Linked DNA regions of Homo sapiens: region 2 is linked to region 1. A link is a contact called in ENCODE Hi-C or POLR2A ChIA-PET data. All regions are on one chromosome and are shown on one strand. The core of a region is the stretch at or near the end of the contact, and the rest is flanking DNA. Distances in the headings are between cores, read along the strand shown. Region 1 overlaps PM20D2 (peptidase M20 domain containing 2). Region 2 has its middle 26 kb from the start of GABRR1.

What was found. A loop is a pair of places that touch in the nucleus more often than their neighbours do. ChIA-PET counts read pairs that join two places held with the same protein, here RNA polymerase II (POLR2A).
Region 2: a map of Caco-2 shows a loop between it and region 1 (8-fold over the local background). The contact joins two enhancer-like sites. A Hi-C loop is called at or near these places in 3 of 168 maps with a recorded cell type or tissue (Caco-2, K562 and sigmoid colon). POLR2A ChIA-PET finds 5 or more read pairs at or near these places in 8 of 52 experiments (A673, BJ, CD4-positive, alpha-beta T cell and 5 more).

Annotation. Positions count from the first base shown.
Region 1 is chr6:89,158,973-89,164,782 of GRCh38, forward strand. PM20D2 (peptidase M20 domain containing 2) reads left to right here. Exons shown (of 7, transcript NM_001010853.3): 6 at 2,811-2,918; 7 at 3,137-5,810. The coding sequence ends at 3,291. Among named protein-coding and RNA genes, the nearest start is that of PM20D2, 16 kb to the left of the region's middle. Within about 2 kb of position 3,144, at least 8 of the 41 ENCODE cell types and tissues checked have a DNase peak (open chromatin) inside an H3K27ac peak, as active enhancers do.
Region 2 is chr6:89,240,575-89,246,372 of GRCh38, forward strand. No RefSeq gene overlaps it. Among named protein-coding and RNA genes, the nearest start is that of GABRR1, 26 kb to the left of the region's middle. Within about 2 kb of position 2,702, at least 2 of the 41 ENCODE cell types and tissues checked have a DNase peak (open chromatin) inside an H3K27ac peak, as active enhancers do.

The DNA of each region.
Region 1 (5,810 bases), core at 1,894-4,393:
GAAGTAGGCCCAAAAGGACTTGGTGGTGAAAATGGGGTGTCGGTGTCATTCATTAAGATAAGGAGTTCAAGAGAAAGAGCAGGTTAGGGTAAGAGGGGGTTGTTATAAATTATTAGTATGTTAAACTTGAGGTGCTTATAGTATTTCTAAGTGGAGCTGTTCAGTACCTGTTAAATCTAGAACCCAAAAAGATGTCTAGTTTGGAGATTTAGGAGTTGTCCATATATGAAAGGTATATAGAAGACATAGATGTCGATGAGGTTGCCCAAATACATAGAGGAAGAAGATTCCCAGAGATCAGACATTGGCAGTCAACGAAGTGGTCAGAGAGAAAGCCAGACAATCAGGAGAGAGGAGAAGTCATGGAAGCCAAGGGAGAAGAAAACTTACAGAAGAGAAGGAGGCATAAATCATGTCAAGTGCTGTAGAGACTGAATAAGATGAATATGGTCTAGTGTCCACTGGACTCTAGTAATTAGAAATTCATGAATTGTCTGGAAGAAAATAGTATAAGACCAGTGGTACCAGATGCTGGGTCTCACTTCTCTACCCAGGGCATTGACTGCTGAGATAGTGGAAGTAGCAAATGAAGACTATTCTTTTTCAAGAGAGTTAGCTTTCAAGGAAAATAGAAAGAGTGGATACAAGCTTGAGGGAAATACGGAAAAGAAAATAGTTTTTAAGGGAAGATACTTGAGAAGTAGATGTAATGTTTAGGAAGGAGGTCAGGGAGTTCAGAGACTTTCCCTCTAGGAAGTAGCACACAGTGAGCATTGAGCTGGTAGGGCTGAGGGATTGAGAGAGAATTGCCACTGAGAGGAGTTGTCCAGGGACATCAGAGTTTCATGTTTTCTTTTGTTCTGGACAGCAAGAAAGCTCAGCTCAGCATGGTTCTGTTCTTTTACCCTAGCAGGTTTCTGCTGTCTAGCTGAAGAAGGGAAGACACATGGCCTGCTCTACCCCGGGTTTGGGTTTTATATAATGGACAAAACAGTAGGATAAAGTGGCTGTGATTTTGGTATGATTTGTGGGCTCTAGGGTCTAGTTCCACAAGTAAGATCTTAAAATATGCAACAGGTTTTTTTTTGTCCATCCTTTTTTGTTTTGTTTTGTTTTTACACTCAGACTCTTTAGACTCTTTAAACACTGGAGAGGCTTTTTCCATCCTGTTCACTGATGTCCCATTACTGTGCATCCTCAGTGTGTGGAGCCGTTTCTGGCACAGTTAAGTGCTTAGTGAATATTTTCTGAAGCAGTACTTCTATAGAGGCTACTATGCCTCAAAGTCTGGCCTCAGTCTGCATTTACCACATAACTAGCAGCTGTGAGACTATCGGCATGTTATTTAATACCCATAAGCCTTGGTTTCTTCATGTTTAAAATGGAAACTGTTCTAAATATTAATGAGAATACATACAAAGCACTTAGGATTGTGTTTGGAACGTAGTATTCCAGATAAATGTTAGCTACTCTTTGTCACATATTCCTTTATTCTCTTACCAATCACTGTGTAGTCTCACTTTGCCTGCATGGTGTTTGACATGTAATAAACATTCAGTAAATATCCATTGAGTGAACATAAGGCTTTGTTTTTACTGTGATTTATTCAACAAGTGCCTGTGTGTCAATCCTGTGAGAAGCTAGATGCACAGTCATTTCAAATACTATTTCTTGCCTCATACAGCCTCATAATTTAGTTTCTGACATAAGCATGAACCAAATCATCCAATACATGGAAAATTAAAAAGTACTGTAAAGGAGAGTAATACATCTCTGTGAGAGCTTATGCTAGAGGAATTTCACTTTATGGGAAGGTGAAGTAAGTAAGGCTTTGCTGAGGAAATGATGCTTAAGATGGAATTTGAAGGTTAAGTAAGAGTTACAGAGATGATGCAGGGATAGCATGTGCAAGGGTCCTGTGACAGGGAGAGCATGGTGAGTGTCTAGAGCGGCTAGGGCATCGAGAGTAGTGGGAACATGGTATGAGATCAGGTTGGAAAGGTGAATGAAGATTGAAAAAAAAAAGACGGCAAATAGAGTAGATGCTGCTAGACCAATTAGGAAACTTCTAGTTCAGGCAAGAGATAATGATAGCATAGGCTGAGGACAGGTGTTGGTGATGGTGATGCAAAGAGCGTTAGGATTCTGAGATATTTGGCAGGTACTGTTGATAGGTGGAGTGGAGGTAGAAGAGAAAGATCATGAGTTTGACTTTAGATATGTTAAGTTTGATCTACCTTGAAGACATCCAAGAGAAGATACCAGGCTGGCAACTGGATGTATGAGCATGGAACTTAGCAGAGACTGGGAAGAGATTTGAGTTGGTGGTGATTTGAAGCAATACATACGGACAAAATCTTGAGAAAGAATATGCAGTAAGAAGAGAAAGGGGCCTGGAATGGAGTCTCCCGTAACTATTATTTCATCGTCAGGTAGAGGGGGCTCTATCCCCAAGAGAGACAGAAGAAGGGGCCATCAGAGAGGCAGAAGGGAAGCCATGCAAGTGCTGTGTCACAGAAGAGAAGAAAGGGAGTAGGTGGCAGTGTGGAGTGCTGGCCAAGAGGGCCAGTAAAAGCCGTGAGACAAGGTGAGGGCAGGTTTGCAGTGACCTTCATGAGAGATGTGACTGATACAGGGGAGTGGGTGGCAGACTCAGTGGAAGGTGAGCCCATGAAAGCATGAGCATACGGACAACTCTCCAAGAAGCTCACTTCTCTGCGTCTCTTCTAACAGGGACTGTGACTTCATAACTCCAGAATACTTAACCACATATACTTAAATAGACTTTTCTTAACTTTGTGTGTTCCAAGGATCTACGGATTTTGGAAATGTTAGTTTTGTGGTTCCTGGAATTCATCCATATTTTCACATTGGATCTAATGCCTTGAATCATACTGAACAGTACACTGAAGCTGCTGGTAAGTGTTGTTGGATGTGACTGTTTTGGCACACACACTCTTCTTCTGGTAGTAGCTGCCTTTCTGTTTAACCTACTATTTCACTACATAACATCACCTCAGTAAATACTGCACTGTGGTGGGCAGTTGGAGAGCCAGTTGAGATACGGGTAGCTAACCTGTGAAATTAAATACAGCTTAAATAAGTAAGGAGGTATTTTATTTTCTCTACCTTTTAGGGTCACAGGAAGCTCAGTTCTACACTCTGCGGACGGCCAAAGCTCTGGCAATGACGGCACTGGATGTTATTTTTAAACCAGAGTTACTGGAAGGAATCAGAGAGGACTTTAAACTGAAACTTCAAGAAGAACAGTTTGTAAATGCAGTAGAATAAAAGACTTAGGGGCCACTTATAAATCAAGAAGACGTGATGATTTTTTTCTTTTAATCTCTTTTAATGAAGGCATGCTTGTTTTTTAATCTTAAAGGAGTAAAATTCTTTTTACCTGATAAGTGAGGACAGGGTGTGGAGAAAACATATTAATTACCTCATATCTAAAGTGAAAATTTTTGCAAATCCGTACTTGATAGGATTATGATATTACAGGAGCTGGTATGTGATGCCATTCTTTCTTTTTTTTTACCCCGCAACCACTCACCTTCACAGTAGTGATACCATTTCTTAACCTGGAGGATACATGGCATCATTTTTATAAAATATGTTAGTAAACCTTTTTGTAAGCCTTAAATGTTATGTGTATTTTTAAAAGCTTAAGAGATTTCAAACCTTATATTCAGAATTGACACCCATGAGAGTGTTTTGTGGTATAGGGTGGTAAACTTGTTCTCTAATCGTATATTAATTCCTCTACCAGATTGTATATTTGAAGCCAGTGTCTTTCCTTTTTTTGTTTTAAGATAGAGCCTCGCTCTGTTGCCCAGGCTGAAGTGTAGTGGCACAATCTCGGCTCACTGCAACCTCTGCCTCCCAGGTTCAAGTGATTCTCCTGCCTCAGCCTACCAAGTAGCTGGGATTACAGGTGTGTGGCACCATGCCCAGCTAATTTTTGTATTTTTAGTAGAGACGGCATTTCACCATGTTGGCCAGGCTGGTCTCGAACTCCTGACCTCAGGTGATGCACCTGCCTCGGCCTCCTAAAGTGCTGGGATTACAGGCATGAGCCACCGCACCCGGCCTGCCAGTGTCTTTTTAATACACATGTGTGTTGGTATTTTTAAATTGTTACAGTATCTAGCATATTGCTTACTCTGAATATTCAGTACTTTTTGAATAAGCAAATATTGCTTCCTTGCTTGGAATCATCAGAGTTTAAAGTAGCTTCGTGGATGGACCATGATCCTAAGATGAGTTTTAATTTTGTGTTTACAGTCATCTCTTGTACAACGTGGAGAAGAAAAGATATACTTACTACTTTGCTTCAGGTACACATAAGAAAACCTCTTTTTTAAAAAAATTTTTATTTTTTTACATAATAGAGACAGGGGCTCGCTGTAGCTTCCAGGCTGGCCTCAAACTCCTGGGCTCAAGCAATCCTCCTGTCTTGGCCTCCCAAAGTGTTGGGATTTCAGGTATGAGACACCACACCTGCCCATTTTTGTTTGGTTTTTTAATGGGCAGGTTCTTGCTCTCCCAGGCTGGAGTGCAGTGGTGTAATCACAGCTCACTGCAGTCTCGAACTCCTGGACTCAAGCAGTCCTCCCACCTCAGCCTCCTAAAGCACTGGGATTACAGGCTTGAGGCACTGCACCTGGCCCTGACCATTTTTTAAAAAGGTTAGGCTTAGTGCAAAGTTTAAAATTATATGATTCTTAAAATACTGAATTAGTTTCTAAACTAAACTAGAGGTATAGGTGGACCTGCTTGAGGTATCTTTGTTTTTATGGAACATTTTTATTACATGCCTTTATAATTTTTCATTGTTCACACCCTGTACTGAAACCTTTTTCTCAAATACCAACTCTTGGCTATGTTAAATTTGTAGACTTTAAAAGATGTTATCTAAATTAATGGTTTAAATATACAAATTGAAAATATTTTCTTTTTAGTGGCAATTTTAAAAGCAGGCCTTAATATGGGACCTGCTTTTAAAGTAAAATATGTGGTACTATGAATTACTAAATTGCTATATACCATGTAATAGTGAGTATAGCTAATATTTAGTATGCCTTTTAAAAATTTTGGACTGCTTTTCGGTTTTAACAAATTCTCCACATGTGAACTACTCAAGAAATTTTCCCTTTTTAATTGCCTCTATAGCACTCATAAGAGCTAGGGCATTAGGATAAACTAGAATATTTTATGTTTATGAATACTTGTATAAACTTAAAAGTGTTTTGATTTCCCACAATTTCCCAAAGGAATGTTTATTTATTAAGAGTTGTGTTGATAATTTAACTGTTACAATTTCAGCAGTTGAATTCAGTGAACACTGGTTGAGGAGTGCCTATTTCTAAGCACTGGGTGTAAGAAGAAAAGACACTTGCAAAGGAAGAGCTAAGATTAACATAATTTCTTTGGTTTTTCTATTGCTTGTTATTATTATGTAAAAACTGGGTGGCAGTTCACAAGGAAGATTGTTGTAACAGAAGAGTGACAACCAATAGTTTTTTGATCATTAAATCAAATTTTGTAAACAGTGGCAGGAGCGTGGACTTAAAACAAGGCTTGCTTATTTGGTTTTGTCAAAGTTTTACGAAAATATATGATATATATTTATACTAAAACTATATAATCCTTAGATTTAGGAAAGCAATCAGTTAATGTCTTTAGCACACTAAAGCAGTATTAAACACAGGTACAAGTTGGAAATTGTAGAAAACTGAAAGAAAACAAGACAAAATGTCTATGGTAGGGAATAAAAGAGTTTAAGATATTATGTAAAATTATGTGTA
Region 2 (5,798 bases), core at 1,452-3,951, 81 kb after region 1:
GTCCTGGCTAACACCATGAAACCCTGTCTGTACTAAAAATACAAAAAATTAGCCAGGCATGGTGGTGGGCGCCTGTAGTCCCAGCTACCCGGGAGGCTGAGGCAGGAGAATGGCGTGAACCTGGGAGGCAGAGCTTGCAGTGAGCTGAGATAGTGCCGCTGCACTCCAACCTGGGTGACAGAGTGAGACTCTGTCTCAAAAAAAAAAAAGAAAGTATTACAGCAATAGCCCAAGAGTTGTAGCCTACTGGCCTGGCCTGCAAATTTCACACTTGCCAGCTCCTAAAATCACATAAGCAATTCCTTGAAATAAATAAGCAAATAAAGTAGGATATATAGCATATATAATGTATATGATTTTATATACATATACATACAACCTACATATGATGCTATACCTGGGCACCTCAGACTAGCCCTGGGGGCCTGCCTGGAGCTCTGCTCCCCACTTTGCTGGCTTGGCTTTGCTCATTCTTTAAATCTCAACCAAAGCTCTCCCTGACTGTTCTACCTAAGTAGATTTTACATCTGTTATTTGCTGTCACTTCAATTTGTTCTTTTCCTTTGAAGCATGTCTAACTACTTTTTTATTGTTGGTCTCCCCAAGGCTTTAATAATCAATGAGACATATTTATTTTGCTCACCACTTAGAACCTTGCCTGGCTTACAGTAGGTGTTCAATAAATATTTAACGAATGAATAAATTAACCTATCAAATGCCTAAAGCTTTTATTTCCTAAAAAGGAAATGCATAAATACATTTAAATTTTTTCTGAGTTTAATTCTGAAGTATTTTCAAAATATAGGAAACAATTTCAGATGTCCATATATTCCTACATTTTAGGAAAAACGTCAACAAGGGTTGAAATAAAAAGTATTTCTGATTAGCATTGATTTCATTTTTAAAAACCCAATACCATAATTGCCCCAATTTTTCTCACCTTGAAAAGTCTATCTAAACCCAAACCATTATGTGAAGCTCATCTCCTCCATAAAATAACCTCTCCTGACCACAGTAGCTCACTGGGAGCTCTCTTTGTCCATGTACCAGTGGTATTTATTTTGTACCACATGACTTTAGGGTTTAATTATTTGCTGCCTAAAATATTTGGCTACTGTTTCACATATTCCTTGTTAGTCCTCTTTCTCAAAGGACAATCTAAATGGCATCACTGTATTTTATTCATCTTTTTATTACAGTCAGCACCCAGAATAACACTTTGTACACTATTGGATGAAAAATTACATTTCTTTTTGAGTTCTTATTTCTCACCATTTTTTGTTTTTGAAACGGAGTTTCGCTATTGTTACCCAGGCTGGAATGCAATGGGCATGATCTCGGCTCACTGCAACCTCCACCTCCCGGGTTCAAGCGATTCTCCTGCCTCAGCCTCCCAAGTAGCTGGGATTACAAGCGCCCACCACCACACTTGGCTAATTTTTTTGTATTTTTAGTAGAGATAGGGTTTCACCACATTGGCCAGGCTGGTCTTGAACTCCTGACCTCAGGTGATCCACCTCCCTTGGCCTCCCAAAGTGTTGGGATTACAGGCGTGAGCCACTGCACCCGGCCTATTTCTCATTGTTGATCAAATAATAAACATCTCCTGCTTAAAGGCCTGGCTCACAAAAACCCACAAATAATAAATGTCTTACAACTACTCAGACCAATTATCTGGTGACTCTCTGAGCAATCCATTAAATACTTGACCAAAATCCTTCTTAGGAAGTTGGGCACTTTAGTCTCCTTCCAATGAGGCAACCCCTACTTCTTACTTTTGCTAGCTCTTTCCACCAGGAGCCATAAGTGATTTTTAAAATGTAATCTCCAGTTTAAATTAGAGGTTATAAATATGAACTATCAATGAAGAGTCAGTAAGAATATATAACGTGCCTTGACTGCTGTTTCCAAATGCCCTAGTGGCTTTTGTGATCAAGAGACACAAACTCATTTTGGAAGCATAGCTGAATTTGTAATGGCCTTCAGCCATGTACTTTCTCCACCAAGGGGCATTAAAATCATGACTACCATGATTTGATGGAAAAGGGAAGGAAGGAAGGAGGGAAGGAAGGAAGGAAGGAAGGAAGGAAGGCAGGCAGGCAGGCAGGCAGGCAGGCATGCTCTTCATATTGTAAACCTTTAAATTAAAATGCATATCCTGTGGGAAAGTGCAGTCCTGTCTCCCTCTGCTGGAATCATAGTAAAAATTGTTTAAGGCAACCTTTTCTTCATTTCCAAGCCTGCCTTTGATTGAAATCCATAGGCTTCTAGGCTCAAATACAGACTCACAAGAAGTCCCCAGGCTTCTTTTTGATCAAATTCGATATGCTTGTCAGGTTTCAGGGACGTCACTAGGGGCAGATGTGGTGGTGAAAAAAGGAAATGTTGTGAGATCAATTAGGCTTAAAGCCACGGTGGCAGTAAGAAGCCCTTCATGGGGGCTGCTAGGATGGAAGAGGTGTGTGGAAATGGGGTCCCCTCAGCATGTTGTCTGAGGACTGAATACAAAATGCAAGGACTTCTTTTGTTGTGCCCCCCAGCAAATCCAACTGCCTTGGAATAATAATAGTTTGCAATTGAATGGTGCTTTGGCATTTACAAAACATTTTCACATCAGTGATTTCATTTGGCCCCAAGAACAAGCCCTTGAAGTAGGCATAGCAGGTTACTACCTCCACTTCCTTGAGGAAGCACCTGAGGCCCAGAAACATAAAGTCATTTGCCCCAGGACACATGATTAATAGATAGGAAAACCTGTGCTTTTGATCCCGGGCTTGGGCTTTTTTGTGAGCTCTGTCCTCTCCTGCCCCTTCCTGAAATGGCTGATCTGTAAAATGATTTTATTTGTGACACATTCTCCTTATTTACCATGTTGCCCAACAGGACATTGTGATGACAACTCAGATCTTTTAGTTAATTAATTCCAGATTCTTCCCTGCTAATTAGAGGAGCTGATTCATTGGAATGAAATAGAGGCTTGGGGGGATGACAAGAATAAATTCTTTGAATGAGAAGCCACATTAGAAACTGTCAACTCTTGAAGAAAAGAAAGAGTGTGATTTAATTTTGTGATAAAATACACAACACACTTAAATTGAACTCATGAGTAAAGATACAATAGGAAGAACAACATAACACAAGTTGTGTGATTTAATGTATTACTATTTAACTTTTTTCAGCATGTGATTGTCTTGACTCACAGAGTAACTTTGATTGCATATAATTTCTTAAAATAAGTTAATATAAATTTCACTGTCTTTTAATCTATTGAAAAATGAAAACAAAATAAGCTTCAGAGTGTTTTCATTCATCTTCATTTTTTTTTTTTTTTCAGATTATTTGGTTCTTTGCTTTAAGGGAAAGAGAAAACACGGGCTCTTTATGAACCAGTGGAACTAATTTTTGTGGACTTCTGCCTTGTGAGGCTTAGGGCTGGGCTTTCCCTAGGTTATGCTTTCCCTAGGGGCTTCTGAAGTCACCATGAATCTTGCTCCATAACCTGGGCCCAGGAGAACATCCAGGGCAGCTTGGATGTGACTATAAATCACAGGTTTGTGGGGATTGCAGCTGATCGTTGATGGCATGAACTTACCTTAGGCATCTTTAAGAATCATGACTATTTTAGGTGGGATAGATGTTGGGGCTCCTCTAAGTTAATCTACCTCATTTACCAACAGCGAACTCATTCAGATGGGTTATTCAGTGTTGTTTGCTTTCCCCAAGTGGCTATAAAGTTGTAGGAGCTTCTTGTTTTTTATTAGTACCATTTAGGTACAACTGGTAATTTCCTGTCCCTTTCAGTCAATGCTGGAGATGGAGCCAGCCGATCTCTAGTGATGTGGTCTTTGGGGCTGTGACCTCTGCTTCTAACTGTTCTGTAGAAAATGCTAAAGTTGGCAATGCAGGTGGTTTTCTCAGTTGGTTCTTCTTGAGTTGAATATTCAGTAGTTTCTGGAGTTGCTGAGTGAAATTTCACCTAATTTAGAATTTCCATAGCTCATGCTCTGAAACCTCAGTAATCGGGACATGCAACTTTTAGAAAACCAGAATTATTTTGCTTAAAAAATGTTTTGCTTTCTGGTCAATTTACAGGTGTTAACTAGTGGTCCCTAGTTGTTTTAAAATAGAAAAGAAGGAAATAGTGCTCTCTCCATCCCCACGTGTCCCTACCCAGTCATGCAAGGTACCTCTCCAGTCTGGTTACCATAGCCTCTCAGGCAAAAGGAGGCAAAGCCTGAGGCACCAGAGAAGTCTGTAAGGAGCAAGGCCAAACTGTCCAGGCAGTGAGGACAGAGATTGACCTTGGATATGGGAATGCTTCCTTCTTAGCAATCAAAGCCAAAGGGTATTTCCCACCTCAGTTGAACACCATGTTGCACGTCCTGGGAAAGACAGCCTCATACAGGAGCTCATGAGATCTGCTCTATCAGGTTGGCGGTTCTAGTTGTCCCATAAATACAAAGATTGGTATAGTGTGCACGAAGCATATGGCTTACCCAGCCATCTCATTACAAACCTCTAGAAGACCAAAATGGAAAATCATTAACATTTTATGCAAAGTTTCAGCATCTTCTGTTATTTCTAATGGGTAACACTCCAAAGAATTTGAAGATAGCACAATCCTCCCACAAGTAAGCAAAGGCTGTGGATGGAGAGAGTTACTATAATGTAGGGATGCTACTCAGAGGTACGACAACATCTTCTTAGAAAGACAGACAGCACAATAGTAGCAGCTCAGACTTCAGCCAGTTCTGTCTGTGTTCAAATCCCAGCTTGGCCATTTATACCTGCGTGGACTCTGGAAGGGAAACCTGTCCACGCCTCAAGTTCCTCATTGTGAAACTGGATGATAGCAATAATACTTACTTCTTAAGGAGGTAAACAAGTTAATAAATGTAAAATGCTTAGAATCATGCATTACATGGGTAAAATGTTTGCAGTGGGCTAAATGTTTGTGTCTGCCCCCAACCAAATTCTAGGCTGAAACCCAAATTCTCAATGTAATGGTATTTGGAGGCAGGACCCTTTGGGAGGTGATTAAGTCGTGAGGATGGAATCCTCACAGGTGGGATTGATGTCCTTATAAGAAGAGACATGAGAGAGATGATCTCTCTCTGCTTGCCTCCAAGTGAGGATATTGCTAACCAAGAAGAGAGCCTTCACCACACACTGAATCAGCCAGGGCCTTGATCTTGGACTCCCCAGCCTCCAGGACTATGAGAAACAAGTGTTCATTGTTTAAGCCACCCAGTTGATGGTATTGTGTTATAGCAGCCTGAACAGACTAAGATGAAGTTCTACAACAGTTGCTCAAGGGAAAACTGTGTGAATTTATCGTAGACAACATCACCACTTTGCACTTATACAGGACTTTAAGCTGACAAGTGCATTCCCATGCATTCACTCATTTGCTTCTCACAACTCTGTGAGTTAGGCAAGGTAGGAGTCAGCACCTCCATTTTACACATAAGGAAACAGAGTCCGGGAATTTTCTCCACTGTAAAATGGAGACATCAACAGCCCACCAGGAGCAACTCATCTACAAATTGTAAACATGAATTTTCAAACCAAGCCTATTTTCTTCATTTGATTGAATATTGGTAGATAACTTTTAAAAACTGCATGAACTTGTATTTTTTTGCTTCATCTTGGCAACTTCTTCCACAAATTCTTCACTTGAACTTCACAAAGGGTCTAGTTGTATATTCACCACCCCTGAGCTTCGTTCACGAGTAACTATCTTAGATGAGCATGTTTCTGTGCTAAGACATGCACAACTCACATAACACCTTCAGGAT